Regions from separate parts of the Homo sapiens genome. Here region 2 is linked to region 1. Evidence: read pairs that join two places in POLR2A ChIA-PET (ENCODE). Cell type or tissue: GM12878. All regions are shown on one strand. Each heading gives the region's core, and the rest is flanking DNA. Links, peaks and the distances in the headings are about the cores only.

Region 1 (5,391 bases), core at 325-5,324:
GAGTTGGAGACCAGCCTGGCGAACACAGTGAAACCCCATCTCTACTAATAATACAAAAATTAGCTAGGCGTGGTGGTGCACACCTGTAATGTCAGCTACTCAGGAGGCTGAGGAAGGAGAATCGCTCGAACCCTGGAGACGGAGGTTGCAGTGAGTCGAGATTGCGACATTGCACTGCAGCCTGGGCAACAAAAGTGAAATGCCATCTCAAAAAAAAAAAAAAGACAAAATAGTACCACAGAGAAAATTACAAAAAGCATACAAGAATACATTCACAATGGAACACCACCAACAGTTTTAATAATATACAGAAGTAAACAAATGATGGAATATAAGGAAGAAATAGGTAAGAGAAAAAATAATAAAAGCTTATAGAAGAAAGTTGCAAGCAGTCTACAAATTAGCTCAGAAACCTAAAACTGTCTAACAAGGGATTACTCCCACCCTTCCAGGTGACAGTTTTTTTGTTGTTTTTTGTTTTTGAGATGGTGTCTTGCTCTGTCGCCAGGCTGGAGTTCAGTGGCACGATCTCGGCTCACTGCAATCTCCATCTCCTGGGTTCAAGCAATATTCTCCTGCCTCAGCCTCTCGAGTAGCTGGGATTACAGGTACGCGCCATCACACCCAGATAATTTTTGTATTTTTAGTAGAGACGGGGTTTCACCATGTTAGCCAGGCTGGTCTCGAGCTCCTGACCTCGTGATGCCCGCCTCGGCCTCCCAAAGTGCTGGGATTACAGGCATGCGCCACCGCGCCCGGCCCAGGTTACAGTTCTTAATCAGGTCCCAAGTATCAGCCTGTGCCAAATCAGACTCAAAATAAAGTCAGCAATGAAATGCTAAAGATCAAAATGAAGAATGAGCGCAGTGACTGTCACAAAGCCATCTAAAACACAAAGAAATAGGACCTAATTGGGTACATCTCTACTCCATTCACTCCTACCCTCACTGAAGGAACATCAAGTTCAAAAGTATCCCAACTTCAGACTGTAATTAAAATGCAAGAAAGGCCTTTACAAGTATCTCTTCTAACTATAGACATGGTAGTTTAAACCCATTTTTAGTCAACCAAAATATAACATTCTGGTGTACTATCAGAGTACTTTTTTTTGTTTGTTTGTTTGAGATGGAGACATGCTCTGTTGCCCAGGCTGGAGTGCAGTGGCGCGATCTCGGCTCACTGCAACCTCCGCCTCCTTGGTTCAAACAATTCTCCTGCCTCAGCCTCCCAAGTAGCTGGGATTACAGGCGCCCACCACCACGCCTGGCTAATTTTTTGTGTTTTTAGTGGAGATGAGGTTTTGCCACTTTGGCCAGGCTGGTCTCGAACTCCTGACCTCAGTTGATCCATCCGCCTCAGTCTCCCAAAGTGCTGGGATTACAGGCACGAGCCACCACGCCTGGCCTTATTGTATTATTTTTAAGGTAATATATGTCTACGGTGTTAAAAAAAAAAAAAAAAGCAGTACAGAAATCTATAAAACAGTTTAAAATCTCCCCTCCTTCTCACCCCAAAAGTGTCTTGTACTCCAAGATGACCATTAAGTCATCCTGAGTGTCCTTCCAAACTCTGTCAGAGAATTTAAATTGACCCATGAACACTCATTTAAGAATCTCAAGTTAAGAACTCATAACAAGGTAAATATTACTACAAAATGAAATCAAAGAAGGACAGAACACACAGCAGATCATCCTTTGAACATCTGCTAAAAGCTAAAATGTGATTTTTTTTTTTTTTTTTTGAGATGAAGTCTCGCTCTGTCGCCCAGGCTGGAGTGCAGTGGCACCATCTCAGCTCACTGCAACCTCTGCCTCCCAGGTTCAAGCAATTCTCCTGTCTCAGCCTCCCAAGTAGCTGGGACTACAGGTGCACGCCACCACGCCCGGCTAATTTTTATATTTTTAGTAGAGACGTGGTTTCACCATATTGGTCAGGCTGGTCTCAAACTCCTGACCTCAAGTGATCCGCCCACCTCAGCCTCCCAAAGTGCTGGGACTACAGGTGTGAGCCACCACACCCAGCCTTAAAATGTGATTTTTAAATCATGTTTTCCTAAACAAAATTATAAGATGCCTTGCTAACATCTAAATCAAGAAATACCATCTCCAAGAAACACAATCAACAAACAATCCCCATCTTTAAGAGCCATTCTAACTTGTGAATTGTTAAATTTACCTTTCTCATAAACTTTCAGAATATTTCACATTTTTCTTCTCCCAAAGATGGTCCTGTGTTAGTCACCCTTAAACTTATCTCACCCCTCTTAAAGAATTTAAGTTCAACACGGGCAAGAAATATCTATGCTATCTTCATACTATCTACATAGAAGGCTTGCACATAGTGTACATTAATATACTGTTTTAATTTACTGTCACGATAATTTACAAACCAATGTGGAAAACTGATAAAATTATATGTGAAGTTTCAATATGAGTACTTAAGACTGTCAATTATGCATTCATTAAATAAACTTTATTAATTAACTAATCTACAAATAATACATGTGAGTCCTAAACAGCCTAACCACCATTTCAATTCTTAGACAAGCTGGTAGTGTTTTCTTAACATAAATTAGCTCTCTAGATAACACATTTCAAAAATATTATTAATAATGCAGTGTTAGCAGTCATTAACATCAATTTCAAAGAGTTCAACGCATCACAATGAATTTCAAAGTAAAAATAAACTTAACAGAAATCCTTTCAAAGATGCAGAATATTGGTACTATGTAAACAAAAACTAAATGTTACATAATTTAAGTCAGAAAAAGACTTACTCTGCAGCTAGCCAAGCAATGAACTTTCATTTTGGTTTAAAGTGCATGACCTATCACTTCACCTAAGTCACAAAAATTCATCTCTCAGGCAGTTTTTCTTAACAGCTTAAGATATTGGCCAGGTGCGGCGGCTCACACCTGCAAAGCCAGCACTTTAGGAGGCCATGGTGGGCTGATCACGTGAGGTCAGGAGTTTGAGACCAGTCTGGCCAACACGGTGAAACCCCACCTCTAATAAAAACACAAAAATTAGCCGGGTGTGGTGGCAGGCACCTGTAATCCCAGCTACGCAAGAGGCTGAGGCATAAGAATCACTTGAACCTGGAAGACCGAGGTTGCAGTGAGCCGAGATCACTCTACTGCACTCCAGCCTGGGGGATAGTGTGAGACTGTCTCAAATTAAAAAAAAAAACAAAAAGTATCTAGAGGTGGCAGTCAAATGCTCTCTAGTTATTTCAATTTGTAATTGATTCGACAGAAAGAACTATTTACTGAAAAAGAAAACCAGAACTTTAAAAGTGCCTGTTTATGTATTGCTGCAGTTCTAATTTGTGACCAAATATGCAAATATGTTCTATAATCTTAGTATATCTTTATTACCAGGCACAAATCAAAACTTTAGGAAATACCAAGTATATAAGACTTTGTCCACGTAAAAAATTAAGACTGCAAGTGTTCAGAAGACAATCTTCCAAACTAGAAAACTCTTTAAAACACAAAGCATGACATTATTTCCATGGCTACTTTCTTTTTTTGTTTGTTTTTGTTTTTTGAGACAGGCTCTCATGACTTTTCTAACCAAAACACTAGCCATCTTTAGCACTGGAAATGAATTTACAGGTTGAGCATCCCTAATCTGAAAATCCAAAATCTAAAACTTTTTGGGTACCAACATGACACTCAAAGGAAATGCTCATTGGAGCATTTTGGAATTCAGATTTTCAGATTAGGGATGCTCAACTGGTATGTATTCTGCAAATATTCTGAAACCCAAAAAAATCCCAAATCCAAAACACATCTGGTTCCAAGCATTTTGGATAAAGGATACTCAACCTGTATGCCTTTAAGTGCCAGCAAACAAAAAACACACATAAATGAGAATGTTTTTAATCAACATCCAAATATTACAATTTAAAAAAGCCACCTCTAGAACTGACCTAATAATTTCCCCTACCAAACACGCCAGCAAACCAAATTTAAGAAAATATGTTTCAATGGATCTTAAACTACTTCTATTATCAAAAAAATTTAAAACACCAACTGTTTTAATGCTAATATGTCCTACGGAAAAAAGCACATACATTTTTAAGTGATATACAATCTATAACTTCTAAGTATTTTGTATAATCTTTCTACTAATAGAATTACCAAAAAAATTTCCAATAAGAGTATTTAAGAAAAACTTAAAAATAAGATACTTTGTTCAAAACTGTGTATTTTAGCAATAGTTCCCTGACGCAGATAAGATTCCCCAGTCCCCTAGCATTATTACTATAACTATACTTGGTAGTACTACTATATTTAAACTTACTACATTTATGGTATATATTCGTATATATTCTACTTTAACTCAAATCCTTACCCTACTTAAAAAAAAAAAAACCCAAAAGGTTTTCAAAAATGTACTAAAAAAGTCACAAGTTAATTTCTGTTAAAATATTTTGCTTAGTTTTCGATAACTCCACTGAAATTTTAAAAATAAGAATCTTGAATTATTACATTACCAGAAGATTAAGGGTCAGCATTCAAGAGCACTGTTCAAGATCACCCTATATCACAAGAACTCTAATTACGCAGGCTCTAGCTGTTTACAACCTTAAAGACATTACCAAAAAATAATACATTGTATTAACTACCTTATTTTTTTAATCCAAAACCCCAGGCATTGTATATCAAATGGCCATCCTACAAACAAAAAATTCTTTCAATGACTCTAATATAACTGAATCTGACAAAAACATTCGGGAGACGATGAGAAATCAGTGGTTTGAATAAACTGCACACCTGGAAAAGGAATACACATATAGATATGTACATACGTATACATACGCATATGCATATATATACATATATGTGTATACGCATATACATACGTATGTATATACATGTATATATGTATACACGTATACGTGTGTATATACGTATGCGTATACGTGTATATACGTATTCATATACGTGCGTATATACGTATACGTGTGTATATGCGTATATGTATATGTGTGTATACGTATATGTATACGTGTGTATATATGTATATGTACACGTGTGTATATATGTATACGTACATATGTTAAGGGACAAGTAAGAGACATATTTAATGCTTTCAACTTTCTAAAGCTTTTAGGTCAAGAGTTTTTTTTAACATACAAATGTGAATTTTAAAAACTTGAAAGAAAATCCAATAATATACATAGGAATAAGAATTTTTGAAAACAAGTAGTAATAGCTAAATTTCTGCCAGAAAGGAAAACGTTATACAAAGTGCAGACTAAATTGGGGCCGGGGGGTTGGGGGTGGGGGGGCATGGCAGGACAAAAATCAAAGCTAAAAAGGGAATTCTGGGAGTTATTCAATTCCATTATCTGCCCTCAGGTAAGTAGCCTAAACCTGCCCAG
Region 2 (5,391 bases), core at 276-5,275, 110 kb after region 1:
GTGCTGGGATTACAGGCATGAGTCACTGCTCCTGGACTATTGTCTATTCTTGATTGTTCTTTTTTGCTCACATGAACTCTAGAAAATAGTTTGTCTAGATTCAGAGGAAATCCTGTTGGCATTTTTAAATTGGGCTCACATTCAAGTTACAGATTAATGTGGGAAAAACGAACAATTTCTATGATGTTAATTTTTTTTCTTATCCAAAAATATGCTATTCCTTTCTGTTTTAAATGTCTGTTGTGTCCTTGGCATATGTATAAGTTTTCATCATATGGAACATGCAAATATTTCAAGCGTATTTTGGTTGGGCGTGGTGGCTCATGCCAGTAATCCCAGCACTTTGGGAGGCCAAGGCGGGTGGATAACCTGAGGTCAGGAGTTCAAGACCAGCCTGGCCAACATGGTGAAACCCTGTCTCTACTAAAAATACAAACCAAAATTAGCCAGGCTTGGTGGCTCACGCCTGTAGTCCCAACTATTTAGGAGGCTGAGGCATGAGAATCGCTTGAACCCGGGAGCAGAGGTTGCAGTGAGCTGAAATCGCACCACTGAACTCTAGCCTGGGCAACAGAGTGAGAATTGGTCTCAAAAAAATTTTTTTAAGTGTATTTCTAGGTATTTTATGTTTTTCACGGCTTGTGTAAATGAGATCTTTTCTTCCAATATGTCTTCTTTTTGTGTATCTTAAGGTCACATATAAATTATGCATATATATTCACTTTAATTAATTTTGTATCTGTACATTTTATTTAACTATCTTATTTTGTAGAATAGCTTTACAGTTGATTCTTTTGATTTTTCTAGGTATACAATTGTATCAAATGTCAGTAGTGAAATTTTAACCTTCTGATATCCAATTTTATACCTTTAACTTATTTATTTTGTCTAATTACTTTAGCCAGTATCTCCAGGTTAAGGTTAAATAATAGCAATGATAGTGAAAATCCTTGTCTTAATTCCAGTCTCCAGTGAGAATGCTTCCAGTGTTTTCCCAATAAGCATTATGGGACTTTGGGCATCATACAGTCACACACACACACACACACACACACACACACACAGTAGTCAAATATACATGACATAAAATTTACCATTTTAATCATTTCTGAGTGTATAGTTCAGTGGCACAAAGTACACTCACACTGTTGTGCAGGTAACACCACCATCCATCCCCAGAACTTTTTTTTCTCTGTGAATTCTGCAGAGAAGTATCTCCAGAAATTTTTCATCCCTGGGCATAATGTATTCTTTTATACTTTTTTTTTTTTTGAGGTGGAGTCTCGCTCTTGTCATCCAGGCTGGAATGCAATGGTGTGGTCTCGGCTCCCTGCAACCTCTGCCTCCCGGGTTCAAGTGATTCTCCTGTCTCAGCCTCCTGAGTAGCTGGGGTTACAGGCTCCTGACATCAGGCCCGGCTAATTTTTGTATTTTTATTAGAGAGAGGGTTTCACCATGCTGGCCAGGCTGGTCTCGAACTCCTGACCTCAAATGATCTGCCCGCCTCGGCCTTCTTTTATTCTTTTCTCATCACTATGCTAATGAGGAATAAGGCATTAAAAAAATTCAACTTTTATTTTAAATACAGGGGGTATATGTGCAGGTATGTTATATGAAACAATTGCATGATGTTGAGGTTCGGAGCATGGATCCTGTTACCCAGGTAGTGGGCCTAGTACTCGAAAGGTTTTTTTTTTTTTTTTTTTTTTTTTAAGATAGAGTTTTGCTCTTGTTGGCCAGGCTGGAGTGCAGTGGCATGATCTCGGCTCACTGCAACCTCCACCTCCCGGGTTCAAGCAATTCTCCTGCCTCAGCCCCCCGAATAGCTGGGACTACAGGCACACACCACCATGCCTGGCTAATTTTTGTATTTTTAGTAGAGTTGGGGTTTCACCACGTTGGTCAGGCTGGTCTTGAACTCCTGACCTCAGGTGATCCATCTGCCTCAGGCTCTCCAAGTGCTGAGATTACAGGCATGAGCCATTGTACCCAGCCCATAGGTCGTTTTTTAAACCCATACCCACTTCCCTCCATCCTCTAGGAGTCCATGGTGTCTATTGTCTGCATATTTATGTTTATGTGCGCTCAATGTTTAACTCCCACTTGTAGGTGAGAATATGCACTATTTGATTTTCTGTTCTTGCATTAGGTTGCCTAGGATAATGGCCTCCAGCTCCATCTATGTTGCTGCAAAGGACATGATCTTGTTCTTTTTTATGGCTGCATAGTATTCCATGGTGTATACTATGGAATATATACTTTTTAAAAAGGTAGACTTTTTAAAAAATTCAGTCTACCTTTGATGGGCATTTAGGTTGATTCCATGTCTTTGCGATTGTGAATAGTGCTGCAGTGAACATATGTGTGCATTTATCTTTTTGATAGAATAAATTATTTTCCTTTGAGTATATACCCAGTAGTGGGATTTCTGGGTAGAATGGTAGTTCTATTACAAGTTCTTTGAGAAATCTCCAAACTACTTTCCACAGTGACTGAACTAGTTTGCATTCCCACCAACAGTGTATAGTTTCCTTTTCTCCACAGCCTCGCCAATGTCTACTGTGTTTTGACTTTTTGATAATAACTATTCTGGTTGTAAGATGATATATCATTGTGGTTTTGATTTGCATTTCTCTAATGATTAGTGATGTGGAGCATTTTTTCATGTGCTTGTTGGCTGCACGTATGTCTTCTTTTGAGAAGTGTCTGTTCATGTCCTTTGTCCATTTTGTAATGGGGTTTTTTGTTTTTTGCTTGCTTATTTAAGACCCTATAAATTATGGATATTAGGATTTTGTCAGATGCATAGTTTGCAAATATCCTCTCCTACTCTGTAGGTTGTCTGTTTGCTCTGTTGATGGTTTCTTTTGCTGTGCAGAAGCTCTTCAGTTTAATTAGTTCCCACTTCTCTATTTTTGTTTTCGTTACAATTGCTTTTGGGGACTTAGCCAAAAATTCTTTGCCAAGGCCAGTGTCGAGAAGAGTATTTCCTAGGTTGTCTTCCAGGATTCTTTTTTTTTTTTTCAGAGATGGAGTTTTGGTCTTGTTGCCCAGGCTAGATTACAATGGCGCGATCTCAGCTCACCGCAACCTTCGCCTCCTGGGTTCAAGCGATTCTCATGCCTCAGCCTCCCGAATAGCTGAGATTACAGGCGTGCGCCACCACACCCAGCTAATTTTGTAGTTTTAGTAGAGACAGGGTTTCTCCATGTTGATCAGGCTGGTCTCGAACCCCCAACCTCAGGTGATCTGCCCGCCTCGGCCTCCCAAAGTGCTGGGATTACAGGTGTGAGCTACCATGCCCAGCCATCTTCCAGGATTTTTATAGTTTGAAGTCTTAAATTCAAATCTTTAATCCATTTTGAGTTGATTTTTGTATATGGTGAAAGGCAGGGGTTCAGCTTCAATCTTCTGCGTATGGCTAGCCAGTTATCCCAGCACCATTTATTGAACAGGGAGTCCTTTCTCTATTGCTTGTTTTGTCAATTTTGCTGAAGATTAGATGGTTGTAGGTGTGTGGCTTTATTTCTCACTTTTCTATTCTGTTCCATTGGTCTATGTGTCTGCTTTTGTACCAGTACCATGCTGTTTTGGTTACTGGGGCTTTACAGTATAATTTGAAGTTGGGTAGTGTGATGCCTATGGCTTTGTTCTTTTTGCTTAGGATTTCTTTGGTTATTTGGGCTCTTTTTTGGTTCCATATGAATTTTAGAATTTTTTTTTTTTTAATCTACAGAGTGCTCATGGCTCCAGTGAAGGAGATAGTAGTGAATGCTAAGTTCTAGTCCAAGGTCTTTTTTTTTTTTTTTTTTTAAGACAGAGTCTTACTCCATCATCCAGGCTGGAGTGCAGTGGCATGATTATAGCTTGCTGCAGCCTCCAACTCCGGGGCTCAATTGATCCTTCCACCTCAGCCTCCTGAGTAGCTGGAATTACAGGTGTGCGCCACCATGCTTGGCTAATTTTCTTTTCTTTTTTTTTTGTAGAGATGGGGGTCTTGCTATGTTGCCCAGGCTGGTCTGAAACTCCTGTGTTCAAACAATCCTCCCGCCTCAGCCTCTCAAAATGCTGGGATTAGAGGCATGAGCCAGTGAGCTGGCCTATAACATGTTGTTTTTATGCTATGTTTTACATTTACTTTCTGTTTTATAAAGAGATTTTAAAGCCAAGAATGGATGTTTAATTTTATTAAATGCCTTCTTAGCATTTATTAATAAAATTACATGGCTTTACTTGTTTGATCTATTAATACAATGAATTGCTTTGGTACATTTCCTAATATTGAATCATTCTGGCATTTCTGGAATCAACCCATTTTGGTCACAGTGTGCTATTTTTGAACACTTTTAAAATTTTAATTAGGATTTTTAAAAAATCCTTGGCTTTAGTCAGTTTGGCTTGTAATTTTTCTTTTTTTGCCCACGAGATGCTTTTAATGATAGAAATGACAGAGCTTGCTGGTGGATTAGATGTTGGGATTCAGGATAAAGAAGGAATCAGCTCAGCTTTATGGCCAGCTAGGGGGTTGTTGGTACCTTTTAGTGAGCCAGCGGAGTTGGAAAGTGGGTGGACCAGACTGTTCAAGTCAACAGGAAGTCTCCAAGGGAGTGCGAGGGATGGGGATTATTGGAACCACCTCCTGAGAGCTTTCAAAATGTGCATTTCAAACTGAACATGCTGAAGTTAAAATATGTTGCAAACTTCTGACTCAGAAGAGTGGACTGAGCACCTCTGTTTATTTCCTATCCTTCCTGAGGCCCCTTTAAAATAATAAAGGAGCAGGGAAAACAAGTATAAGCCAATAACTAAGAAGAGATCATAGGCAGTCATAGGCAGTCAGGAGACTGTGGTGGTGGTGGTGGGAATATCTATGCATGAGGGATTTCAAAAATTCTGGGGAGAGGAAAGCCAATAGAAAGCTGATGACTAATATGGTGGGGAAGAGGGCCTGGTGGCCTAGAATATGTGCAGTGTGGGCTATAGCCAGGGACACAGCTGGGAGACACCAGGGTCAGAAGAGGTGAAAATAGGGGCATTACCAGGTTGCTGTGGGGAGGAAGTGTTGCTTCCTCATCCCTCTTTCATACTTTCATGCAGGATTTAAAATTATTTTTTATTCAAAAAAAAATATATTTTTGAGACAGAGTCTCATTCTGTAGCCCAGGCTGAAGTACAGTGGCATGATCTAGGCTCACTGCAACCTCTGCCTCCGGGACTCAAGAGATTCTCGTGCTTCAGCCTCCCGTGTAGCTGGGACTACAGGCGTGCACCACCACGCCTGGCTAATTTTTTGTATTTTAGTAGAGACAGGGTTTCGCCATGTTTTCCCAGGGTGGTTTCGAATTCCTGAGCTCAGATGATCCACCTGCTGTGGCCTCCCAAAGTGCTGGG

What was found. Peaks named below come from ENCODE experiments on the same cell type or tissue, not always from the same donor. Only the 100,000 strongest peaks of a DNase experiment are listed, where the experiment ranks them.
Region 2: POLR2A ChIA-PET joins it to region 1 with 6 read pairs; 3 of 35 experiments call an interaction of 5 or more read pairs at or near these places.

Annotation. Positions count from the first base shown.
Region 1 is chrX:44,876,523-44,881,913 of GRCh38, reverse strand. All of the region lies in intron 2 of KDM6A (lysine demethylase 6A), which reads right to left. Among named protein-coding and RNA genes, the nearest start is that of KDM6A, 6.0 kb to the right of the region's middle. RefSeq lists a silencer at 2,803-2,944. In GM12878, for the core only: no CTCF peak of the experiment used is centred there; no DNase peak of the experiment used is centred there; H3K4me3 peaks cover 347 bases.
Region 2 is chrX:44,764,995-44,770,385 of GRCh38, reverse strand. No RefSeq gene overlaps it. Among named protein-coding and RNA genes, the nearest start is that of DUSP21, 76 kb to the left of the region's middle. In GM12878, for the core only: no CTCF peak of the experiment used is centred there; a DNase peak (open chromatin) is centred at 2,571.